Regions from separate parts of the Homo sapiens genome. Here regions 2, 3, 4 and 5 are each linked to region 1. The links are chromatin contacts, found by Hi-C or POLR2A ChIA-PET in ENCODE. All regions are on one chromosome and are shown on one strand. Each heading gives the region's core, a stretch centred on a gene start or an enhancer-like site at or near the end of the contact. The rest is flanking DNA. Distances are from core to core; before and after follow the strand shown.

The links. Hi-C counts contacts between places; a loop is a spot of excess contacts on that map. ChIA-PET counts read pairs that join two places held with the same protein, here RNA polymerase II (POLR2A). Pooled maps may share reads with other maps.
Region 2: a pooled map shows a loop between it and region 1 (3-fold over the local background). The contact joins the enhancer-like site here to the promoter of NOL7 in region 1. A Hi-C loop is called at or near these places in 6 of 50 pooled maps. POLR2A ChIA-PET finds 5 or more read pairs at or near these places in 5 of 52 experiments (HEK293, OCI-LY7, T-cell and 2 more).
Region 3: a map of endothelial cell of umbilical vein shows a loop between it and region 1 (10-fold over the local background). The contact joins the enhancer-like site here to the promoter of NOL7 in region 1. A Hi-C loop is called at or near these places in 1 of 168 maps with a recorded cell type or tissue (endothelial cell of umbilical vein), 3 of 37 single-sample maps with no recorded cell type and 6 of 50 pooled maps. POLR2A ChIA-PET finds 5 or more read pairs at or near these places in 3 of 52 experiments (AG04450, H1 and HepG2).
Region 4: a loop to region 1 is called in a map of PC-9, with 13 times the contacts of the local background. The contact joins the enhancer-like site here to the promoter of NOL7 in region 1. A Hi-C loop is called at or near these places in 2 of 168 maps with a recorded cell type or tissue (PC-3 and PC-9) and 5 of 50 pooled maps.
Region 5: a map of OCI-LY7 shows a loop between it and region 1 (3-fold over the local background). The contact joins the enhancer-like site here to the promoter of NOL7 in region 1. A Hi-C loop is called at or near these places in 4 of 168 maps with a recorded cell type or tissue (IMR-90, OCI-LY7, mammary epithelial cell and 1 more), 3 of 37 single-sample maps with no recorded cell type and 14 of 50 pooled maps. POLR2A ChIA-PET finds 5 or more read pairs at or near these places in 9 of 52 experiments (AG04449, Caco-2, GM12878 and 6 more).

Annotation. Positions count from the first base shown.
Region 1 is chr6:13,612,493-13,617,236 of GRCh38, reverse strand. NOL7 (nucleolar protein 7) reads right to left here and starts at 1,902. Exons shown (of 8, transcript NM_016167.5): 1 at 1,613-1,902; 2 at 1,465-1,525; 3 at 716-774. The coding sequence starts at 1,878. It overlaps SIRT5 (sirtuin 5), which reads right to left. Exons shown (of 10, transcript NM_012241.5): 10 at 2,079-4,744. It overlaps LOC124901263 (a long non-coding RNA gene), which reads left to right and starts at 2,035. Exons shown (of 2, transcript XR_007059461.1): 1 at 2,035-4,744. RefSeq lists an enhancer at 2,520-2,689.
Region 2 is chr6:13,259,067-13,263,810 of GRCh38, reverse strand. All of the region lies in intron 10 of PHACTR1 (phosphatase and actin regulator 1), which reads right to left. Among named protein-coding and RNA genes, the nearest start is that of TBC1D7, 67 kb to the left of the region's middle. Within about 2 kb of position 2,255, at least 5 of the 41 ENCODE cell types and tissues checked have a DNase peak (open chromatin) inside an H3K27ac peak, as active enhancers do; they include OCI-LY7, where a contact is called at or near this core.
Region 3 is chr6:13,301,487-13,306,230 of GRCh38, reverse strand. TBC1D7-LOC100130357 (TBC1D7-LOC100130357 readthrough) reads left to right here. Exons shown (of 9, transcript NM_001318809.2): 8 at 1,044-1,169. The coding sequence ends at 1,130. It overlaps TBC1D7 (TBC1 domain family member 7), which reads left to right. Exons shown (of 8, transcript NM_016495.6): 8 at 1,044-1,280. The coding sequence ends at 1,130. Among named protein-coding and RNA genes, the nearest start is that of TBC1D7, 25 kb to the left of the region's middle. RefSeq lists an enhancer at 3,081-3,130. Within about 2 kb of position 2,355, at least 33 of the 41 ENCODE cell types and tissues checked have a DNase peak (open chromatin) inside an H3K27ac peak, as active enhancers do; they include endothelial cell of umbilical vein, where a contact is called at or near this core.
Region 4 is chr6:13,871,255-13,875,998 of GRCh38, reverse strand. No RefSeq gene overlaps it. Among named protein-coding and RNA genes, the nearest start is that of RNF182, 51 kb to the left of the region's middle. RefSeq lists a silencer at 1,928-2,067 and an enhancer at 3,181-3,763. Within about 2 kb of position 2,383, at least 11 of the 41 ENCODE cell types and tissues checked have a DNase peak (open chromatin) inside an H3K27ac peak, as active enhancers do; they include PC-3 and PC-9, where a contact is called at or near this core.
Region 5 is chr6:13,353,716-13,358,459 of GRCh38, reverse strand. GFOD1 (Gfo/Idh/MocA-like oxidoreductase domain containing 1) reads left to right here. Exons shown (of 2, transcript NM_018988.4): 2 at 1-630. LOC105374936 (a long non-coding RNA gene) reads right to left here. Exons shown (of 3, transcript XR_926496.3): 3 at 4,720-4,744. Among named protein-coding and RNA genes, the nearest start is that of TBC1D7-LOC100130357, 28 kb to the right of the region's middle. RefSeq lists a silencer at 2,755-2,844. Within about 2 kb of position 2,864, at least 12 of the 41 ENCODE cell types and tissues checked have a DNase peak (open chromatin) inside an H3K27ac peak, as active enhancers do; they include GM12878, OCI-LY7 and mammary epithelial cell, where a contact is called at or near this core.

The DNA.
Region 1 (4,744 bases), core at 653-3,152:
AGGTAAAGGTGACACTTGAGCTTGGTTTTAAAAGATGAAAGGGAATTTGCCACCAAATAGATTTGCTCTTACGTTTAATGTATTCAGGATCTGAGTAACTCTTTGGTAAAGTTTTTTTACTGAAAACTTGAGAGTCACTGGCCTAAGCAAAAGGGGGCTGAATTTCTGAATTTAAAGCCTTAAGGGGAGAAAAAGAGGATAGAAAAAAAAAAATTTAGAAGGCTAAATTTAGTAGGGTTTGATCAATTCCCAAAGACGACTATAGCTTTTCGCTTTAAACCATAAAACACCAAAGATGCTAAATGAAGTGGGGAACAGGAAGGACAGGTTGGTGGCAGGTAAGGCAAGTATGGGACAAATCAAGTTTTCAGAGCCTGTGGATAAGTGCCTGCTACCCCACTAAATGATTCAAAACACTTTTTATTCACCACCACCCACTATGCCCTAGTACAATGACAGGCAGTCAACAAAATGTACTGAATGAACACAATGGGATCAGGAATTCAAAAGCTAGCTATGGGAATGAACAAAAATAAATGGTAAAATAAGAAGTAGAACGTTACCTCCGTCTTTCCCATCAAATTCATATACCAAGGTAGCTTTTGAATTTGGGTTCTACAATTCCTTCAGTTATATGGATTCAAATAAATGTACCAGTATATAATTCAAAGATGGGTGTATATAAGCAAGTAATATAAAAAGATCCATTACTTACTTAGTCTGTGAAGCTGTGGTTAACTTCTCCAAAATAGTGTCTGGAAGGAGTTTTCTTTTCTTTTGGAATGAAAACGTTTAAAATTAATAGAAAGTCATGTACATAGTATGTCCGGAGTTGCTTCTGAAGTTACCGCTTTTAAGAATGCCCTACATCTAGGCAAAGAAATGAATTAGGCTGGAAACTGCCCCCATACCTCTAAGCTATGGGAAGACCGGGTCCACAAAACTCCACATTCTCTGAAAGACTTGATGAAAACTAGAAAGGGTGCCCACGGTATTCTAACCCTCAGGTCACTGTTATAAATTGAAAGCAGTTAAGTAATGTCTGCCTGGAGCCAGCTCTCTGTGTCGAGTATCAGACAGCAAAGCAACCATACACTAAGTCTGTACAGCCCTTACAGTTTACAAATCACCTCATTTAATTCTCACAGCAACCTCTTATTTTCAGTTGGTGGACACTAAAGGAGACGAACTTTTTTTTTTTGAGACAGGGTCTCGCTCTGTCGCCCAGGCTGGAGCGCAGTGGTGTGATCTCGGCTCCAGGCAGCCTCGACATCCCGGGCTCCGCCCACCTCGTCCAACTAAAGTACTGCCGCGCCCGGCCCGAGCATCTTTCCACCACTGTCAGAGGCAATCTTGGTGACTGTTTCCCCACTCCAATATCCTGCCAACCCAAATTACATCCACCATAGGAATTCTCCCTGAGCCGAGTTGTTTTAATAAGACACCTCCTCCCTAGCCTCTAACCTTCTGTTCGATGAACAGCTCCTCGCGTCGCTTCCTCTTCTCCTTCAGGAGCGTTTTATCCCTGGGAGGAAGGGTGATAAGTCAGCAAAGGGAAGGACAAGCGGGACGAGAAAGGGCGGTTCTCCCCGCCGGGCAGCGGGCTCCGAACCTGCGCACGGTCTCCCGCACTCGCCGCTCCTCTTCTCTCGCTTCCGCCTGGGCGCTGGCGAAAGTCAGCTCCTCCGGGGCCTCATCGTCAAACTCATCGTCCCCTTCCTCGTCTTCCTCCAGGGGCTCGGCGGCCGCGCCGCTGCTGGGCTGCCCGAGCAACAGCCCGTGCTCCGCCTCCTCCTCCTCCGAGGCCAGCTGGCCCTCGTCCACCATCGCCTCCGCCGACGCCGGGGCGCGAGACGCTCGCGGTCGGAGCTGCACCATGGCCCACGCAGCGCTAGACCGTCTGACCTCTGACCCGGAAGCAGCTACAAGCGGAGCGCAAGCCTACTTTCATCGCCCCCTGCAGGTTCGGAGGTCCTCAGGACGGGTGGGGCGCATGCGCGAAGGGAGGAAGGGCGTGGCCTGTAGGCAGTGGGCGTGTTTCTTTCCACGTGGCCAGCGCAGGCCGCCTTGGAGCCGGATGGACCCCACGGAAAATGCTCTGCCGGCGAAAGCGGCTGGCAATGGGGTTGATTTCAAGGCAGGGAAGAGCCATCGCGCTGCCCTCCTCGGCTGGGATGGCGAGACAGGGCTGGCACGGCTCACGCTGTCCGGTGCTCAGAAAACCGGTAATCGCGGGCCCGAGGCGCTGCTCGCCGCCGTTTTTTGGCCCTGGGTTCCGTCGAGTGGATCCAGCTTGTCAGTCTTTGTGTAGATTTGGCTGCGTTCGCTCCGCACTTCGGAGGAGGTGGCGTTTCATGGGAAGAAATGCGCTCTAGCAGATGGCCGCCGTGGCCAGTCAGCCCTGCTGCCACCGACGAAGACGCGGGCGACAGACCTGGACTCTAAAGAAATCTGCACAGACGTGCCCGGCGCCCTCGGCCTTCCCAGCTCCGCGGCCGCAGCGACGCCGGTTAGGATGTCGGCCCTGTGGGAGGGGCGCCCTTCCTGGTGCCGGGCCCTAACCCACGACCTGGAACAGCAGCTGGCCCGTGGCAAATGCTGAGCATATCTCCTGAAAGAATGGCTTCGCCGGTCCCTAGAGAATGCACCCGAGTTTTGTGGTATATACACATACGTACTTTTTTTCCAAGTATATTTTATTTCTTGGCAAACATGGCCCTTTGTGATCGCTGTGTTTCTCTCCTCCCATCCATTATACAACACTAAGTGATTCATCATTCTTTGAACAAATCAAACTGTTTCACACCTGCCATGCATTTGTACCGACCGTGCTCTTCCCTCTACTGCCGCAGCCCCCCAGGTAGAAGTCCTTTTTATACTTCAAAAATTCCCACCCAGGCAAATTTCAAGCACCTTACCCCTACCCCATCCCACTCTGCCCATCTCTAATTGCGCTGGTCTGAACCCGCACAAATGTCTGTGTAGTTTCTGCACTTCATAACAGCTTATATGACAGTTGCTCCAGCCATTCTGTGAACCCCTGAGGGGAAGGGCCAGGTCTTGCTAGTCATTTTATTTCTAATGTCTATCATCTGGTAGATGTTTAATAAATGCTAAGTTGAATAATTCTATCTTACACATATATTGTATTTTTAATTCTCTTTTCATGTCTTCTGTTTTAGAAGCAATTCTCAATTTAAAAACGACAAAACCAAATAGGAACAAAAATGATAAAACTTGAAAACAACAACAACAAAAAAAGCTGCTGAACCAGAGGTTCAGTATGAGAGGAATTGCAAAGAACAGTTTTGAAATCTCTAGGCCTTAGTCAGATAGAAATTACAAATCAAAAATATAATCAGACTCCCTGAGACACTAACACTAGGAAAATGAATAAAGTTAACTTGGAGCAGCCCAAGAACAAACTTATAAGTGCATGATGGTATTTTATGTGCAAAACTGCTTTATAAGTACTATAAGACTATTACAGGTATTACCAGTGCCCTCAGTGTAAACTCCTTGGCCCACCCATGTAAAGTGTACATCGAGCCCTCAGGGTCCCTGACTGGTTCTCCAGCCGCCCCATAGGCTATGAGCATCCCCGTTCCCTACACAAAGGACCACTGGGATTTATTAAAGGTTATGCCTTGCAATGCAGTACAAAGTTTTATATGATAGTGTCTTGTTGCCTGTTTCTACAAAAGCCAAGGGTGTAACATTAAATGCAATTTTGCAAGGGGCTGAGGTGATGTGGTCCAAGTATGTAATCACTTCAGGGAGCCATATGTGACCTTCATACACTGTTGATAATGGCCATGCCTCCCAGTCAGGCCTGTGACACCTGCTGGACAGCAGGCATTCCAAGGCCCCTAAGCACTGAGTTAGCTGGTAAAGGTTAAGGAAAAAGCTGTATTCTTACTACTTTACTCCAAGGTAGTAAAGTGTATGGAAGATGTACCTGACAGAAATAACTTAAGCATCCCCTGAGAATGACCCTGTATGGCAGATGCATCTGACAGCAATAACTTAAGAAGTGAGGGTTGCCACGTGGAGGCTGCTGAGGGGAGGGTGCTGAGTGAAAGTGCTATGTAAACTGCATGCTTTTTATAAGTGGTTGCAGTTCTGTCCAGCCCGCGGCCACTGGACCACCCTGTAAGGTTCCCCAAATAAACCCTATGTTTCCTTCACTAGCTCCAGGTCTCTTCTTTGGCCTCTTGAACCTGGTGCCATCCCTACTGAAGTTAACAGAGGTCTGGCCCAACCTAAGGGCATCATTTTTTAAAGTCCCATGGAAAAAACTCCCAGCAGAGTTCAGCATCTGGGAACGGTTGGCAGGCCCCACAGGAACCACAGCTTCTGCCTTTATGATGCTGAGAAACACTTCACTGTTGACTTCCCCCATCTAAGGGGGCCAGAGCTAAATTTTGGGCAGCTGTGTTTATCCTGGGGGTCCACATATTTGCATCATTCTTTCTTCTCATCGTGATGTTCTACCTTGTTGGTACTGTTCTCTTCCTTCTTTGTGTGAGTTCCTGTTGTGAGCTTCCCCTTGTTCACTGAGGTAATGTAGCCAAACAAGGTTAAAAAGCCCCCAGTAAGCCGGGTGCGGTGGCTCATGCCCGTAATCTCAGCACTTTGGGAGGCCGAGGCGGGCAGATCACCTGAGGTCGAGAGTTTAAGACCAGCCTGACCAACATGGAGAAACCCCGTCTCTACTAAAAATACAAAATTAGCTGGGTGTGGT
Region 2 (4,744 bases), core at 1,006-3,505, 350 kb after region 1:
AGAATCAAAGTCAAGATGCCTCCTGAATATACTGTATCTCCTTTGCTCCCACCTTGCCAGTAGATTTAACTAGTTGTATCTGATTAAAACTAACATTAAATTAAACAAAATTCCTGACTGTATATCTAAACGTGATCACTTTGCTAGGTGTCAAAGGCAATGATTTTTGGAGATAAATTTTTACATAAAATGAATCATCCAAAATTAAATGTTTAATGTACTTTCAAGGGATCTTAAGTAGCTTTGCTACTATATATGTGACCCTGGTTTATAAAATATGTCTGAGCAGCAAAATGGTTTCCATGCCTCAAATGGTTTTTTCTTTACCATGGACTATGGCTAAATGATTCAGTGAACTGAAAAAATCTCTGGGTTCCTGTTTAAATGCCACATGCTATCAAGTGCTGTATGTGAGCCTTCTATTTTCTTTAAAAATTTAAGAATGGATCTTGCCTTTTTTTTTTTTTCAGTCTGAACAATGCTGTCTCTACTGGTGACCATAAGAAATAATCAAATAAATTGAAGTTTTCTTTTTGCATGGAAAGACTGAAAAAAAAAAAAAAAAAAAAAAACACTAAAAGCCCAAAATAAAGGACACTTCAGTTTTGACCTTGGAAAAAGAAGACTGGTAGAGAATGTAGTGGCAAGATGCTTTAAATGTATGCAGAGCAGGCAGCATTGTCTTTGCACATTACAGCATCTCCCTAGAGAAGTGACAAAACCCTTGTAGGTTTTGTTGGTCTGACTTGTTGAGGCTGACAGAGATTAGTTGTGCTGCACAGAGCTAATGGGCTTTCTGCCGTTTCCAGAACACCAAGGTCACAGCTTTCATTAGCATTTACAACTGCTTATTGTTTTGAGGGCCTTGATTTTAAAGTCTGGATCTCTGAAACTGTATCTGCATTTCAGGACAAAGGAAAAACAGAATTAACTTGGGTTTTCTGCAACTCAGCACCAGAGAAAGGTAACTGCATTTTCAGACAGATGGAAAGAGGAAATGCAAAAGTCCTCACAGAGAATGACAGAAAATAAGATCCTCTCTCCAAAAGTAGGAGGAGATGGGGTTTTCTAACAGGTATCCAGAAGTGTAGATGGGCTTGGTGGGATCAGGGGAAAGGGAGAAGCACTGAATTCTATCCCCTCTACATCCTTTGGAAACTTCCTCCTGAGAACCTATGAGTTCCATGAGGATTGGGGCATTTCTGTCTGGCCTTGGTTATTACTACATCCCCAGTTCCTAAGAGAGCATAGAGAGCATAATAGATGCTCATTTAGTAACTATTTAACCCAGATCCCACCAGTTCAGATGCCACACATGCTCCTTGGATGATCTCATCAACACTCATGACTTCCAATAGCATCAATATGCTGATGATTCCAAAATCTAAACCTCCAGTCATATTTTTGAGTTCCTGGCCACCTTTCTAACTGCTGTCTTGTACTCCTATGGGCCATCAGACTTAAAGGGTCCCAAATGAATTAACTCATCTTCTTCCCCCATACATCTTCCTCTCCAAGTGGTCTTGTATGGAGTCCTAGTGAGATGCCCAGGCCATGAAACTGGGAATCATCCTGTCTGAACTTCACTCTTGATGGCCAATCAACCACCAAGAGTCCTATATCCAAACCATCTCTGATTCCATCTACCACCACCTTGGGGAAGCAGTCCATCAGCATCTCTCCCAGTTGCTGCCAGCCTATCCCACTCTGGTCCTCCTCCAGCCCATACAGAATGATCTTTCTAAGGGACCGATCTGATCACACCACTCTGTGCTTGAAAAGTAAGTATGCCTTTACAGTGCTCACAGGACAGAGTCAAAACACTCAGTGTTCTGAAAGATTCTTCATGATCTGGCTACCTGCCTGTCAAGAATCTGCCCATTCTGTCCTTCACCCAGAATGATCTCTTCTTGGTTCCTTCCAGATTTGCATGCCCTTCCTCATAGCCTTACCATTCTTTTCCTTCCTCTTTGTCTGTCTAACTGACAATAATCCCTAACGTTACAGCTTAAAGCTTCAGTATCACTTCCTCTGTCTGCAAATCTCTTGGTTTAGGTGTCCTACAGTGTGCAACAATATTCCTGCATGTTCCATACCCCAGTGCTTGTTTTACTTTCTTTTATTGCCTGTCCTATTCACCAGACAACAAGGCTTACACTCTGTGAGGCCAGGGCCACCTCTGCCTCACTTAGACAACCAGGGATAGCTTCCTGTCCATAGAATCTGAGCAGGTGCACAGAACACCCTCCTACTCCACCCCTGCACAGAAGGGCTTCCTGCTTGGGGTTTAATGCTCTGTTGCCATTTCAAACTTTTCAATATTTTTTTATCTTTTGAACAAGGAACCTCTCACTTGTTCACCATGACATCTGCAGAGCCTAGCACAGAGTCTGGTAACTGGAGATGCTTAATGTTTGTGAAATAATTAAATGGATGCTACTTGGTGACTTTTCCTTACCTTTAACCTTTACCTCTTTCTTGGTTCTTTCCTTAGGGCAAACAACTGTATTCTCCATTAGAAATAAAACTCTTTAAAACAACAACAAACGAACAAAGCTGTCCTCCTACGCCAGCCTCTTCCTCCAGCTCACCCCTCTCACCTGTCTGCTCTTGGCTGCCAGACCTCTCGAAAGGGTGGTCCAGGCTCGAGGTCTCAGTAACTCTCCAGTCTGGCTTCTGTTCACACAGCTTTACTGTGCTGGTTCTCAGCATGGGTGATTTTGCCTCCTAGGATGCATTTGGTAATGTCTGAAGTTATTTTTGGTTGTTGCGATTGAGAGGGTGCTGTTGGCATCCGGTAGATAGAGGCCAGGGTGCTAAACATCTTCCAATGCATGGGACAGCCCCCACCACAAAGATCATTCAGTCCAAAGCATCAACAGTGCTTAGGTTGAGAAGCCTTGCTCTACTGAATCAATTCTTGATAAGGTCATCGATGATTCAATTGTCTAATCCAGTGGCCTTTTGGAGCCCTTATTTTACTAAACCTTTCTCTATTATATGATACCTTTGACTAATAGTCTCATATTTCTCTCTTAATATTTCCTAATTCCTGCTACTCAGCAGATCTCAGGTGTGATAAAAGCCCAGGGGTGCCCTATCCTTCAGAGTGGCTTTGGGCAGTATGATGCATGCCAGTCACCAGCTTGGGTCAGCCTGCTGTTTAACAAGTGTGAGATCTTGAATGAGACGGCATTCCTCTCTAAGCCTCAGCTTTTTCATCTCTGTGCGATGGAACAAAGAGAATACTTTAACTGCCAGTCCTGGTCAAAATTCTTAGTATTTTAGTGCTAAGAAGGGGCAGAGGAGAAGTTGGGAGGCGGGGAGGACATAGCTTGGTTGTTTTACTCCTCTGCTACCAGCCTTCCACCGCCTGACATTGCGCTAAGAATAATGCTTGAATTCACTCCACACCACAGCCTGGCCACAATGCCTCATTTACCTTCACTCCCTTATTCACAGTAGGACAACCCAGTAGCACATTCACAGTTTAGGGAAGCTGAGATGCCTCCTCTGATTCTACCAGGCAGAGGTAGTAGTTCTGTCTATGGAGTTCCCCATCTTGACGATGGCCTTATCCATTACATTGGTGATACCTGCGTACATGAAGATCTTCTCAGTTGGACGATGAATGCTCCAAAACCACCAATTACATCTTATTTATCTCTGTGTTCTTAGTACTTAGTACAGCAGCTGGCACATAATAGGGGCTCATTTGATTTTTTATGTTAAACAAATTAATAATCTCTCGCCCCTGGAGTTGTGCCCATGGGATGAATGAGAATGCTGGGCGTATGGGAAGGCATTCCTGCCACAGAAGAGGGGCTGCTGGGAGGGCTGAACAGCAGTTTTGCTTTTATTCCTCAGTACTATGCCCTTTTCTCTCTGCAAACTGAGCAGAACAACTCTTAATACTATTGATCCGCACGCCCAGCTCTTCCCAGGCATTTCCATCAATGATTTTCAAATTTCTGTCATTCCCCTTAAGCTAAGAACAGTTAGCCTGGCTAGAGGAGAGAGCACAGAGGGGGGAAGATGAACTGGGGCCCTGAGGCCCGCATCCTGGCCTGCCTGCACCACTCATCAGAAGGTCCCTTGAGCACATGACATCTCCTTACCCCTCCATGCCCAATTTCACTATATGACAAATGGTCATAATGACATCTAGCCCGCCTGCTGTGTAGGACTGTCAGGAGGATCAAAGGAGAATTAGATGTGAAAGTCCCTTTTAAAAATAAGTACAAAGCATGAAATACTATTTTTGGTAACTTGAAAAAAATCCCTTACCTGAAATAGATAAACAGGTTACGCTTAAAAGAATATTTTTGGCTTTATTCTCTGGAGGCTATGACCCCAGTGCAATGGCCTGTGGCTAAGATGAGACACTGAGATAATAACCCAAAAAAGTATTGTAATATTGCTGGTCATGTTGAGTGGAAATCACTTTTGGAGTAATGATGGGACTGTGTGTATTACTAGGCATCAAATCCATTGAAAAACAAAACAGTGAGACGGTTGAGAGCCTGCACAGTGAACATTTTCAGTATTATTAGGATTATTGGACATAAACCCCATGTCAGGATGATTCCACTTTGAAAGAGTATCTGAGTTGTTATAACAGAAATTAAGGTAGTTAATTACAACAGAAATTAAGACAGTCATTTCAACAAGGCTATTTTTACAAGAAGAATCCATCAAAATGAGTGCCAAAACATTGTGATGCCAAAAAGCTAGGAAATACAGA
Region 3 (4,744 bases), core at 1,106-3,605, 310 kb after region 1:
TATTTAAGAGAAATAATAATTTGATTTGATTTTGAATCTAGAAATGAAGTCACTTTAGCAAGTGAGATTTTCCTGTTACATTAGATTATTTCAGAGAAATCATACAGTGTATTTTTACATTATAAGAAACACTTTTCCCTGAAAAAGTTTGGCCTAAAGTTGGCCTGAGGGTTAGTTTGCATCCTGTCTTTGGGAAATGATGGTCTGAGACCATCTCGTGAATGTGTCCACTTAGAACCAGAGTCTCATCCTCCATGTGACTATCAGCAGGCATGTCAGGAAAAGGAATAGGTGGGATCTGTCATTTTACAATGAGTAATTTTTGTCAGTTCAAAAGGGGTTCTGTATTTTGGAGGATTTTGTAAGCCATTTCATTTCTGTTACTGTCTCTGGTGTAGTCCCAGTTGGGTTTATTAATATACAGTATTAACCTAGTATATTGCTGAAAAAGGCAATGGTAATGAAATTAACTTTTCCCTCGCTATGTATCTTGGAATACCCTTTACCAGGCAAGAAGTAGGATTAAAGAGACTTATGCCTGAATGATTTTCACAGAATCCAAAATCTATTCATTTTTAAAATAGTATTAACATTTGAAAAATGGCCTGGTAAATTATAATAAAGTACTGAGTCAATATGCGTTGAATAAATGAATAATCATCATTATAACCAGAGGTGGCTAGCAGTGCGAAGCCTGTGCTAAGTATTTTCCATGGGTTACCTCATGTCCTACTGTGAACAGCTCTGTGAAGTCAGGCTATCATTTCCCCCATTTTAGAGATGGGGATCTGAAACCCAGGTAGCTTAGGTAACCTGCCCGGGGGTGCACAGTTAGTGAGCAGTGCAGGATTTGAACCCAGGCAGGCTGACACTGGAGCCCTTTCATGTCCTCAGGTAGCATGTGACGCAAGTCTTTTATGCTGTCACTTTCTGAAAAACAGTGCAAACTCCCATGGAAGTGGATTTCATGCCACAGCGAATGAGGGAAGACACTGAAGTTGTCAACACTGAAATTTCACAAAGACTGATTTGCTTGCCCACAGATTCCCCAGGACAGCTCAGACGCGATCGTGAGCAAGGCCATTGACTTGTGGCACAAACACTGTGGGACCCCGGTCCATTCAAGCTGAACGCACCCGCTGGTTGTGGACCGTCTGCCAGGCACCACAGTGAGCATTGTGTTCTTGGCATGTGATCTGGGAAACTGATTGAATAATACACTTTTCTTGCTTTGGTGCTCAAAGTGGTTTTTTTCCCCCAATAAAATTATTTAATTGAAATGCCTGGTGTTGCTGTGTTGGCGAGCAGCATCTTGCAGTTACATAGAAATGTAAAGTTCATCTCTGAATAGCATTTCAAAAGGGTTGTTAGAAAATAGCTCCCTGATTTTAAAGCGGTTTAGTCAGGGTGAGTGGGTGTGTTAACCAGCAGTGCATAACTAAGCCTGCCCTGCCTGTCTCTAATTAGCACCAAGCTAGTTACTTTCAAGGTCTGTTTCTAGAATAAGAGTGACTTCCTTTTGTTGACACCTCAGATTTGGCTTTTGTTGATGCAATACGTGTTTAAATCCAAGCCAACTGCCTTCTGAGGCTTCATCTTGCTAAACAGGCTTTAAACAATTCCTTACTCTTTTTTCTCTTTGGGCCAGTTGGAATGAAACCATTATTGAACAAAATGTGTTTGAATTGCTCCTAGGAGCAAGTACTTGTTGGATATTTTGCTGCACTCACATTTTTCTTGATGGGGTGTTAAATGTGGGATGTTAGGGTGCACTGTGCCACGCACTAAAGCAGTGAGAGAAATGGCCGGTGAAGGTGAACAGCTCATCACCCCTGGGCCACCTTGTGCCACGTAAATGGCATGGCCACTCTTCACTGGATAGTTCCCGGCTTTGGGAGTAGTGAGTGAAAGGGGACCCTTTGTTTCACACCGGTTTAGCCTTCAGACCTGCAAGAGCCTGAGTGGTGAGTTGGATTTTCCACCCACCCCCTAAAAGACGAGGGCAGCTATGAACTTATAGAGGTACAATTCTGAGAATTCAGGCCCTCCTTAGTGTGTGAAATATCTGTTGAAAAAAAGTTCAGAGAAAGTGTGAGCTGTTGAAATCTGCTGCTTCTGAATACTAACATATCCAAGAGTATTTAATTTTTTAAAATAAAAATGCACTCCAAAGAAAAACCTTTTAAAGCAAAATTGCTGCCTAGAGTTAAAATTTTAATAAAAAATGACTTATTGCCAACCATTTATGCCGGAGCCAGGCAGGAGCGCTGGTACTCTTAGGGAGCAGGAAGGCTTAGGGGCTGAAGTTCCTCTGACTTCGCTGCTTTGGCTGGAGGCCAGCTGATCTGAAACGAAAGACTCTTACTGTACTGCTGAGAGATCTAAAAATAAATATTCTGCAAGTATATTCTGTCAAACCCAGTTTGGTAAAACCTTTCTGGCTGTAGGGTGTGGGGCGGCGATTTTTTCTTGAAGTTAGTCAATCTGAGAGTTTTTATTAAAACACTGATTGGCGGAATGATTTTTTTAAGGCCCATCCTGAGAAAGTGGTGGATGGAGAGGATGAGCATCCAGTTTCGCTTCATAGCAGAATTTCACTTTGCTGAGAGCTGAGTGTTTTGAAAATGTTTGTGCCTGCTGTCTTGGGTGAGGAGCGCAGTTCCTGATAAAAATACATCCATATGCCTTTTCTTCAAAACATTTTGTCAGGATACTGCAGAATTTTTCCTTCATATATTACAACCCACGGTTCCTGTCACAGACTATTGCGGCTAAAATGTGAGATTCTTCCTCGCCCTTGGAAAGCTGGAATTTAACATGATCAAATTTAGTTTCTGCTCTTTCCCGTCTAGAGATTTGCCTTAAACACAGATGAGAGAAGATCTCAGTCCTCTTGGCCAGGAGAAAGGAAGGCCGAGGAAGGTTGGAGAGTGTGTGTGTGTTGGGGGTGTGGCTTTGGCCTGCTGACAAATCGAATGGATGGATTGCGTCGAGGTATAATTGTGTAGAGGATTGTGTGTACACAGGCTTGTGTGTCAAGGCTGTTTCAGGAAATGAGGTCAGGGTTCATGAGAATGAAGCACTTTCTTTGTTAATGGAAAGTTCGCCTGAAAATTATGAGGCAACACTGAAATCATATGATGCGCTGAAGGAGCTCCGAGGACCTTCTTGCACTGTAGCTCTGGGTATGACAGGCACTTGCCCTGTCTTGAATTGCATAAGTTTCCTGTCATGTGGTTATCACGTCCCTATGGTGACTCAAGGTTTTGGTGTTTTCTGTCTGAAAATGAAGAACCTGGAGGGAAGCCAGTGGGGATGAGGAGGGTAAGCAAAGAGCTTAGATGCCCAGGACCAGATCCTAAAATGAGTCACTGGCTCACATGGCCCAAGTGACAGCGCCTGCTCGAGCTCTGTGACCGTAAGCAGCAGAGTGACATCCCAAGTTCTCCAGCCAAGGCAGCCTTTGGGGAGCCTGGTGAGGGGTGTGGGGTGTGGACAGTGAATCTGCCCGGGTCACATAAGGTCAGCAGCCTTTGTCTTTAGCTGGGTGTTTTGGGTCTAGAAGGGCCAGAAGGTGCTTTCCTCTGCCCTTGACAGAGAGGGAAAGGAGTGTGGGAATTTGGGGAGCAGGAGTTGGTGGCATCTCCTCTGTTGGTGAAAACAAAGAGCCGTTTCTCCTTGAGACTGTGTGCCAAATGAAACTGTCCGTGGCTCTTGGCACAAGCCGTGGCTCCTAGATCAGCTGATGTTCCTCCAGAGCTGGCACCAGTTTGAGTAGGAGGGAGGGGTGATGGATGGCGGTGTGGAGAACAGAGGGTGGTAGTGATTTCTGGGGGACCACGGTGGGGGTGCTGGCCTTTCATGGCTTTCCCGACCAGTCGCCCTTTCCACTTTGGTCCCTCTGTCAGCCTTGCCTTGGGGAGGTTAAAAAGTGAGTGGACAGTTTCTAGATGAGGTGATAACTCCCCATAAGGGGAGCCCCCTCCCAGGGGCTGATTTTACTCCAGGACAATGACAAAGGGAGTTGGAGAATGTCATCAGAGAAGGACACACAAGAATCCTAGAAGCTCATCCTAAGCACAACTCCAAATTGAATGTCATAGCAAGCGCTTAAGGTTCACATCTCCAACTCATACCTAATACTGAGGTTTTCCTTTGCAGTTTACCAGGAACTTACATGGCAGGCACTCGGGACTGCCAGAGCTCACGCTAAGCACTGGCTTTATCACAGAGTCACTTCCTGGTCTTCTCCATCATCCTTTCCTAGAGTCTTAATAAGTAGCAAGCTGGTGCTTGCTGGACATTTTAGCATCTCTCTTTTCCCTGCTTCTGCCTGCCCTCTGGACATAATACTAAGAAGATTTGAGAGGGGGGCAGCAAAGAGGAGAAGCTTTGGAAGATTCACTCCTAAACATCAGGTGGCTGCACGCTATACCGCAGTGGGCCTGCATTCCCACCTCCCGTTTCTCCCTCCTCTGACCGATATGTTTGGTTCATTTGTCTTTTTATTTGTTTTCATTCAATCACAAAATATATGTGAATACAGTCTTAATTATGGGCCAGGTACTGAGCTTAATTGCTGAACAAGACATGGTATCTGCCCTCTCGGAGTGTACAAGCATGCAGGGAAGACATATTTAACAGATAGATGTTTTGTTCCAGACATCTTTAGTAGAAACTCTCAACTCCTGTGCTGCCACACCAGGGAGAAGGTGGACTGAGTCTGTCCAGAAGCTCCAGAGGA
Region 4 (4,744 bases), core at 1,134-3,633, 260 kb before region 1:
CCATTCTATTTTTAATATTTTTGAATTTTCATTATGCTTTCTCCTTTTAATTCACTGGGTATTTAGAATTTTATTTAATTTCCGAACACACAGAATTGTTATCTTTTCCTGTTGATCTTTACCTTAATTGCACTCTAGTCAAAATAGGTGATCTCTGAAATTTGTTGAGATGAGTTTTATGGGTCATTCATGGTCAATTTTTGTGTATGTTCCAGGTGTACTGGTAAAAAATACATATATCTTCCAACTTTTGGATGCAAGGTTTTATAATATATTATAGTATTATTAGTTCTAGTAGTAGTATTGAAATCACCCATGTCCTTATTGATTTACAATCTTTCGATCTTCAATAATTGAGAAAAGTCTGATATAGTTTGGAGACTTGTCCCCGCCCAAATCTTTTTTTTTTTTTTTTGAGCCAGAGTCTCACCCTGTCGCTCAGGCTGGAGTGCAGTGCAGTGGCCCAATCTCAGCTTACTGCAACCTCTGCCTCCTTGGTTCAAGCGATTCTTCTGCCTCAGCCTCCTGAGTAGCTGGGACTACAGAGGTGTGTCACAACTCCCAGCTAGTATTTGTACTTTTAGTAGAGACGGGGTTTCACCATGTTGGCCAGGCTGGTCTCGAACACCTGACCTGATGATCCACCCGAATCAGACCCCCAAAGTGCTAGGATTATAGGCGTCAGCCACCGCGCCCGTCCCCCACCCCCCCACCCAAATCTTATGTTGATTTTCATCCCCAGTGTTGGAAGTGGGGCCTGGTGGGAGGTATTTGGATCATGGGGATGGATCCCTCATGAATGGCTTGGGCCATCCCCTTGGTGATCAATGAGCTCTCATGCTGAGTTCACTCGGGACCTGGTCCTTTGAAAGTGTGTGGCACCTTCCTCCTGCTCTCCCTCTCTTGCCTCTGCATTTGCCATGTGAGATGCCTGCCCGGCTTCAACTTCTACCATGACTGTGAATTTCCTGAGGCTCCACAGAAGCTGAGCAGATGCCACTATGCTTCCTGTAAAGCAGGGGTGTCCAATCTTTGGGCTTTCATAGGCCACATTGGAAGAAGAATTGTCTTGGGCCACGCATGCAATACACTAACACTGACGATAGCTGATGAGCTTTAAAAAAAATTGCAAAAAAGTCTCATAATGTTTTAAGGAAGTTTATGAATTTGTGTTGGGCCACATTCAAAGCTGTCCTGGGCCACATGAGGCCTATACGCCACAGGTTGGACAAGCTTGCTGTACGGCCTGCAGAACTGTGAGCCAATTAAACCTCTTTTCTATATAAATTACCCAGTCTCCGGTGTTTATTTACAGCAATGCAAGAATGATCTAATATAGTGCGTTTAAAATATTTACGAGAGTGGATTTGTCTATTTTTCCTAATAGTTCTGTCCATTTTCCTTGGTATACCACAAAGCTCTGTTATTAAGTGCACGCAAGTATTCTCTCTTCCTGCTAAATATGTTTTATTATTATGAAGTGGCCCTCTGTACTACGGCTAGTAGTGTTCTGTCCTAACATTGGGATTTTCTGTGTTAAGCTACAGCACGGTGCTCGTGTTAGTCCTAAAATCCAGCCTGTAGACACAGTGAAGGGCACACCTATAAGAAGACTTCCGTTTGTGTGACGGAGGATTACACAATAGTTGTCAGACGGTGGTCCCTGAACCAATTCTATTTCAGGATTCTCGGGATTCAGGATTCTCAGCTCAATCAGAACAAATACGTAGCAGTTTTCCTCTTCTTATTGGTAATTTTAATGACTCTTACTTTGTGGAACTCTCCCCCTGGGTGCCCTAGGAGCAGCCCGGGAGGAAAACCGAAAGCTAATCTGTTGTAGATGCAGGCCCTTCAGGTAATTTGAGCCCAGCTGAGGGGTTGTCGTTTCACCCAGCCGTGCAAATGGTGCAAATGTGTCCTGTTGAGTCGCCCTGGCTTCCGTCACTGTCCAGGTGGAAGCCCCTCCCCGGAGCAGCGCGGGCCGCAGGCCACCCCCTCGTGCCCTCGCCTTCGCCTCACCGGCGCCACCTGTTCTTCCTCCCTTTCCTGCGGGTCCCAGCCGCTGGTGCCCTCTGGTGGCGGCCCTGCTGGCCTTGTCGTGTGACATGCGGGGGGCGTCGTGAGTCTACTGGCTTTTGCGTCGCGTCCTCGGGAGGGGTAGGACCCCCTCAGGCAGTGAGGCCACCTCCGCCCCCTCCCTCCCTGCGAACGGGTGGAGCTGCTGCTTCGCTCTGCAGAGCCACGCCCCTTGTCCGTGGCTGAGACCCTGACCCAGGTGCAGGAGTTCTCCACAGAAACCAGAGGCGATCTCACTCCCGCCCTGCCCTCCGACGTCCCTCTGCCTCCCGCCAAGTCCCTGCCCATCACCCTGCGAGTACCGGGCAGCTTGGCGAAGAGCCAGCAGGACCGCAGGCCAGGCTCTGCCCGGCCCGAGGGATCCTACTGGGACTTCGTGGGAGGGACGGGTGGAAATTCCCAGATTCACAGGAAAGGCACAGGGAAGGCAGAGTTGCCACTTCATTAACTCTGTTCTGCAAAAGAAAACTCACCTGCTCTCTCTCCGGTTAGCTTGCTTCCTCTCTTCTCCCCTCCCCGCCCTCTAATCTCTCTCTCACACGCACACACACACACACACACCGGAAAAGAGGGAAAACCAGTTTTCCTCTTTTTCTCAACTGTCTCACCTGCACAAGGCCACTGTATTAGTTTGCTAGGGCCACCGGAACAGTCAACACACTGAGGGGCTTAAACAACAAAAATTGATTCTCTCACAGTTCTAGAGACTGAAAATCCAAGATCAAAGTGTTGGCAGGGTTGGTTTCTCCCAAGACCTCCCTTCCGTGGCTTGTAGATGGCCACTTTCTTGCTATGTCCTCATGGTCTTTTCTCTGTGCCCCAGGACCCCTGGTTTCTCCATTAGACATCACATATTGGATTAAGGCCCACCCTAGTGGCCTCATTTTACCTCAGTCACCTCTGTAAAGACCTTATCTCCAAATATGGTGACATTCTGAGATACAGGGGTTGGGTCTTCAACATATAAACCTGGGTGGGTGGTAAGGGGAACACAGTTCAGCCCATGAGAGTCACCCTGTTGCCTAACCACTGGTGATGGGGAAGGAGTGGTGTAGGATCAGAAGAGGAAGTTTAATGTCTGAGGTTGTTGCCGGAATAAACACATCACATTCCCCTGTTACCCATATTTAAGCCCTCTCCTTCACAAATACTGGTGTGACACTCCCGCTTAACTGCCTCACCTGGATGACAATAAACTTGTTCCCAATTGTTGAGCACTTGAAAAACAAAATGTGGGGGTCATGGGGAAATGAACCTTTCCCGTACAGTAGAAATTGCTTCCTTGTGTGCAAAGAGATTGAACCAGAAGTATAGACAGGAGGTTAAAAAGTCCCTGGAATCACCCTCAGCAGAAGCAAAGAAAAAAAAAAATGAAAGCCAAAGCCAATGCTGCTGGAGCTGCCTGAAACCCCAAGACCACACCTTGAATATGCTGTTGAGAGGTGACAGCGTACTGGCAGTCCTCACAGCCCTCACTCGCTCTCGGCACCTCCTCTGCCTGGGCTCCCACTTTGGCGGCACTTGAGTAAGCCCTTCAGCCCACCACTGCACCCTGGGAGTCCCTTTCTGGGCTGGCAAAGGCCGGAGCCGGCTCCTTCAGCTTGCAGGGAGGTGTGGAGGGAGAGGAGCGAGCGGGAACCGGGGCTGCGCGCGGCGCTTGCGGGCCAGCTAGAGTTCCGCGTGGGCGTGGGCTTGGCGGGCCCCGCACTGGGAGCAGCCGGCCAGCCCTGCCAGCCCCAGGAAATGAGGAGCTTAGCACCCAGGCCAGCGGCTGCAGAGGATGTACTGGGTCCCCCAGCAGTGCCAGCCCACCGGCGCTGCTCTTGATTTCTCACTGGGCCTTAGCTGCCTTCCGGCAGGGCAGGGCTCGGGACTTGCAGCCCGCCATGCCTGAGCCTCCCACCCTCTCCGTGGGCTCCTGTGCCGCCCAAGCCTCCCCGACGAGCGCCGCCCCCTGCTCCACAGCGCCCAGTCCCATCAACCACCCAAGGGCTGAGAGGCGCGGGACTAGCAGGCAGCTCCACCTGCAGCCCCGGTACAAGATTCACTGAGTGAAGCCAGCTAGGCTCCTGAGTCTGGTGGGGTCGTGGAGAACCTTTATGTATAGCTCAGGGATTGTAAATACACCAATCAGCACCCTGTATCTAGCTCAGGGTTTGTGAATGCACCAATGGACACTCTCTATCTAGCTACTCTGGTGGGACCTTGGAGAACCTTTATGTCTAGCTCAGGGATTGTAAATACACCAATCAGCACTCTGTATCTAGCTCAAGGTTTGTAAACACACCAATCAGCACCCTGTGTCTAGCTCAGGGTTTGTGAATGCACCAATCGACAGTCTGTATCTAGCTGCTTTAGTGGGGCCTTGGAGAACCTTTATGTCTAGCTCAGGGATTGTAAATACACCAATCGGCACTCTGTAGCTCAAAGTTTGTAAACACACCAATCACCACCCTGTGTCTAGCTCAGGGTTTGTGAATGCACCAATTGACACTGTATCTAGTTACTCTGCTGGGGCCTTGGAGAACCTTTGTGTGGACACTCTGTATCTAGTTAATCTAGTGGGGAGTGGAGAACCTTTGTGTCTAGCTCAGGGATTGTAAACGCACCAATCAGTGCCCTGTCAAAACAGACCACTTGGCTCTACCAATCAGCAGTATGTGGATGG
Region 5 (4,744 bases), core at 1,615-4,114, 260 kb after region 1:
GCCTGGTGCTTTTATAGTACTTCATCTGCTTTTTATTGTTGTTGTTGTGTTTTTTAACCAAAATGGCATTTGTTTGGCTGTCATTGTCGAGTATATATTTATTGTGTTTTACAAACATGAGTATATATGTATGTATATGTATAAAACCAAACTTATATATATAAGAAGTCAAGGCATGTATACTAGATATTTTAAAGAGTTATTTATCAAGGGAAAAAGATGTGTGTTATAAAGTAAACAGAGTCTATATTTTCTATATAATGTAGATAGTCAAACATAGCTTATAAATTATAGGAGGTTTTGGTTTTCTTTTTTATTATTAAAGGAAAAAAAGAAGAAAAAAAAAGACAATGAATGCAACTGTTCTTAGTGTTTTTAAGGCCAAACTACTGTGGAAGCTGGGAGGCGGCCCTCCCTGCGGGCCTCCAGCAGCCCTGTGCCTGCCGCTAGGAGCTCCAGAGCTGATGCCCGTTGTGATCTCTGCGATGCTCGATGCTCGGAGCCAGCGGTCAGCATCACTCAGCCAGCTGGCCTGTGCCGCTCTGACGTGGCTTCCAGCTGTTCTCCGCAATTTGCATTGGTGGGATAAAGGAATGAAAAGGATAAATAAAGATTTAAAAGAAAATACAATTCCAGCTCTTTGCCTGTTTTTTACACCCTGCTGCTCTCAATATAGGCGCCTGATCAGTTTGTGGGATCTGAAGCATGAATGGGTGCATCCAAGGTAGAGGGGTGTGGGTGCCTGTGGTGTTTGTGTGTGTGCTGGGGGAGGCTGTTCATGAGTCAGCATCCATGAAGCTGAACAATGGAAATCAACAGACCTACAATTTTGATTGAAAACCAACGCGTGTGGGAACTGGAGGCACTTCAAAGCCATCTGGTTCAAACCCTCATTTTGGAAATGTGAAAATGAAAGGCAAGTAACCTACCTATGGCCTCTGGGTATGTGTTTGTGTGTCCAAAGCTAGTGTGGACAACCAAAGCTAGTGTAGACAACAAGAGGATGAGAACATAGCTCTTAGATTGGGGGAGCAAATTTTAGAATTCTCTAGAATTCTCTAGTATTTTAACACTGTAACCTAATACTTCACACCAAGCACTGAAAAACAATTTTTTTTTTTTTTTGATACAGGATCTTACTCTGTCACCCAGGCTGGAGAGCAGTGGCATGATCACAGCTCACTGCACCCTCTACCTCCTGTGGCTCAAGCGATCCTACCACTTTAGGCTCTTGGGTTGCTGGGATTACAGGCACATGCCACCACGCCCAGCTAATTTTTTTTTTTCTGTATTTTGTAGAGATGGGGTTTCATCATGTTGCCCAGGCTGGTCTCGAACTCCTGGACTCAAGCGATCTGCGTGCCTCAGCCTCCCAAAGTGCTGGGATTACAGGCATGAGCCACTGTGCCCAGCACTGACCATTTAAAAGAGCGTCTTTGCTTACTTCCTTCTTAGCAGTGTTTAAGGGCAACCATCGCAGATTGAGCTCAGCCTAATTTCAAATTTGCATGACATAGAGTGTTTTATGGAGGGGCTGGCCTTTCCTTTCTATCTTTTGCTGAGTCTTAGAGAATGCTCATGAATGTTCCTTCTGGTCTATGGTTTCCCCTTCACTTAAAAATAAGAATTAATACTGCAAAATCTGAAATCTCATTCACTCCTTCATGAGCAGGTCCTGATATAAATACATCCAGAATTCAGTCCATCTATTATGATAACATTGTAGCAACCCCCTGTATCCACATAGATTATTGTCTTGAACATATGACATTCTCATACCACATGATTCTGCAGTAAATCTAACAGCAGTTCTAAATAAGGCCAAAAAGGAGAGTGCTTTGTCAAAACTAAAAGCACCATCCACCCAAATGTGAAGTGTCATCACGATGGCATCCATTCCCCTAAGTTTCTTTCAGCAATGTGACTTGAGAACCAACCCTCAATGAAAACTCGAATCTCCTAACCAGTTATATAAATTTTAAATCTAGGAGCTAGTTCTTCTTTCATGGATTTTGGATTCTCTTTGTGATGTTGGTTTGTCTCAATTTAGTCCCATTTCTTGCTTTGTAAACCTGCGATTATATGCCTCCTAGTAAACCACATGATATGATCAGCGCTGCTTTCATAGTCTCTGAACTGTTGCTTAAAAAGAACAGATATAATTGCATGGTAAGTCATTCAGGTTGCTCTTTACTGGTGAAATGAAGAGAAACCTGGGTGTCCTCTGATGTCTGTCTATACACCCCACCTCCCTGATTCACAGAACCATTTTCCGGTTTCACTTCTTGCTTCTTTTATCTTGTGCATTTTTAGCACCTGTTGTGACAAGCCTGGGTGACTCGATCTAAAAAATGAAATGACTTACAATTACTGTAAGAATGAATTACAGATACATGATGTATGCACAACTCTGTATAGAAATGAAAACAAAAATAACTTCACCTCACTCTAATTCATAGGCTACCATGTTATTGACCCTTATTTACCTAACTTTTGCTTAAGCAGGAAAGATCCCTCTGCCTAGATATCCCCTGGGCTTGGCGCCCTCACTCCTCCACCCCAGCCCTTATGCATTTGGCAGTAGTAATGGCCCCTGCAGGGAATGTTGTCCAAGAAGTCTAGATGATAGAGATGAAGAAGGCACATCACTTCACAGAGTTTATGCCAAGTCACCGCCAGAAGCGCAGTGTTACAATTTACTTAAGCCAAGACTGCTACAAAAAACTGATGCAAATGGAAGCTATTCAAAATCCTTTGCCTTGTGCATTCAAGTTGAGGCTCCCTTTTGAATCCTATCTCTGAGTCTACATCTGCTGGGTAAATTCCTGAACGATGACTTGAGCTGTGACAGCTTTTGTAGCATTGCTGTGGTCCAACCACAACTCTGTAAGATAAACTACCTAAGCTGGTTGTTGGACTTCCTCTAAAATGTCATTCTAATTATAGAAACACCTTTCTTTCCTGATTTTATACAGATTCTAATCACCTTAACTGCTTCTCTTCAGCCATGAATGAAAGCGAAAGATTAAGTCACTTTTAGAAGCCTTCTTGGGCAATTATAGATTAATTCATTTCTCGCTCATTGAAGGGACTCAATCCTAGAACAACAGTCTGGAATACATGTGTATGTATGCCCCTTTGTCTCTGACCTGCTCATCATTGGCCATCAATGCCCTGGGAAGGAGGGACCCTAGGAAGGCCTGAGGGGCTGCACCTGATGTGCAGGTCATGTGCACAGACCCCACAGGTTCAGGCTCAGTGTTGAAATTCCCTATGTCATTAACTCCCTTGTAGGAAGGATGAAAGGGTCTAGATCAGATTTAAGTCAGACATAGGCTATTTGAGGCGCCTGTGGGAATGGCAAATCACTCCAGACTCCTCAGAAGCAAAGGCCAAGCAGGCCTGAGAGCTAGTGAAACTCCAGGGAGAGGAGCAAGACCAGGATCTGCGCTTTCTCAGCTTCCCAAAGCTGTCTGTCTCGGAACTAACAAATGAGGCTGACTCTTCAGAGTTCTAGGCCAAGGGATCCGGACTTGACACTCAAGTTTCTGCCATGAAGCAAAAGACAGAGCTAGCCTGGAAAGAGCAGCTCTGTATCACTCCGGCTGTGAAGTGCTAAAACTCGACATCTCCCTGAGGAAACAGGAGAGAAGAAAGGATGGAGAGAAAAAAAGAGAGGAAGGAGCTGGCATTAATGGACCAGCAAGGGAAGGAGAAGGGAGCAGGAAAAGCGGTAGTTCACGTAGGGTAAATTAGATGAAGGGGAACAAACAGCGAAAGGTCAGAGGGCTCTGCACTTAAAATAAGGAAGCTTGTGAAGATAAGTAAATGTTGCCTGAGATATCTGAAGTAGGGTTCCTCTTTGGCTGACAAGCCTTAATCTGCACTCTGGAAACAGCTTGTATGAGGAGGAGGACGGCAGACAAGGAGGAATGAGGGAGGAATTCTTACAGGAACCATCTGGCTGAGTCACTTTTAGGGCTGTTCAAAGCTACCCAACTGTTGACATTTCCTGGAAATTCTTTAATGCCAACAATTGTGTTAAATGAGCAACATCCTTAAGACCCCGAGTGCACCTTGGATCCCCTCGTCCTTTCTTGTTGCGTTTGCGATTTGCAAATCCCCTGAACCTGAAGTCTTCAAGGATTCAGCATCTGCCATTTCACCATGTGTTAGTCCCCTCCCTGGGCCCCTTCAAACACACTCTCCACTCAGAAATCTACCATTTAGCCTTTATTTATTTATTTATTTATTTATTTTTGACGCACGCACAAGGCTTCTCACTCCTCCTCAGCTTTCAAAGAATCCACCCACTAGGCTGTCACTTCAATCTGCTGTCTCCTCCTGCAGCACAGAATTTCTGAAGAAAGTCCCCAGGTGAACCAGCCTGGCCAGCAGAAATGGATGCTCACCCACTCCATCTAGCCCCTGGCCTCTGCTCTCCTGGACTCCCTGGCTCAGTCCTCAGATCAGTTCCGGAACTTCTCTCCTTAGGTTTCCTGTAACATCCGGGTTTCTCCCTTACTTGCTTAAAACAACCTCTTGCTTTCATTCATCCATTCATTCACTCTGAGGCCATCTGAGGAAAGCTTCCTTACCTGCTTTCCTGATGACCTAATATATGCTGTACCCACCTACTTCCTCTTCCTTGAATGGGGAAACCAAGTCACAGGGAAAGATACATCTCTCCCTTCTAATGCTGGATCTCATTCCTTACAAGCCTGCTCTCATTCTCCACCTCCAA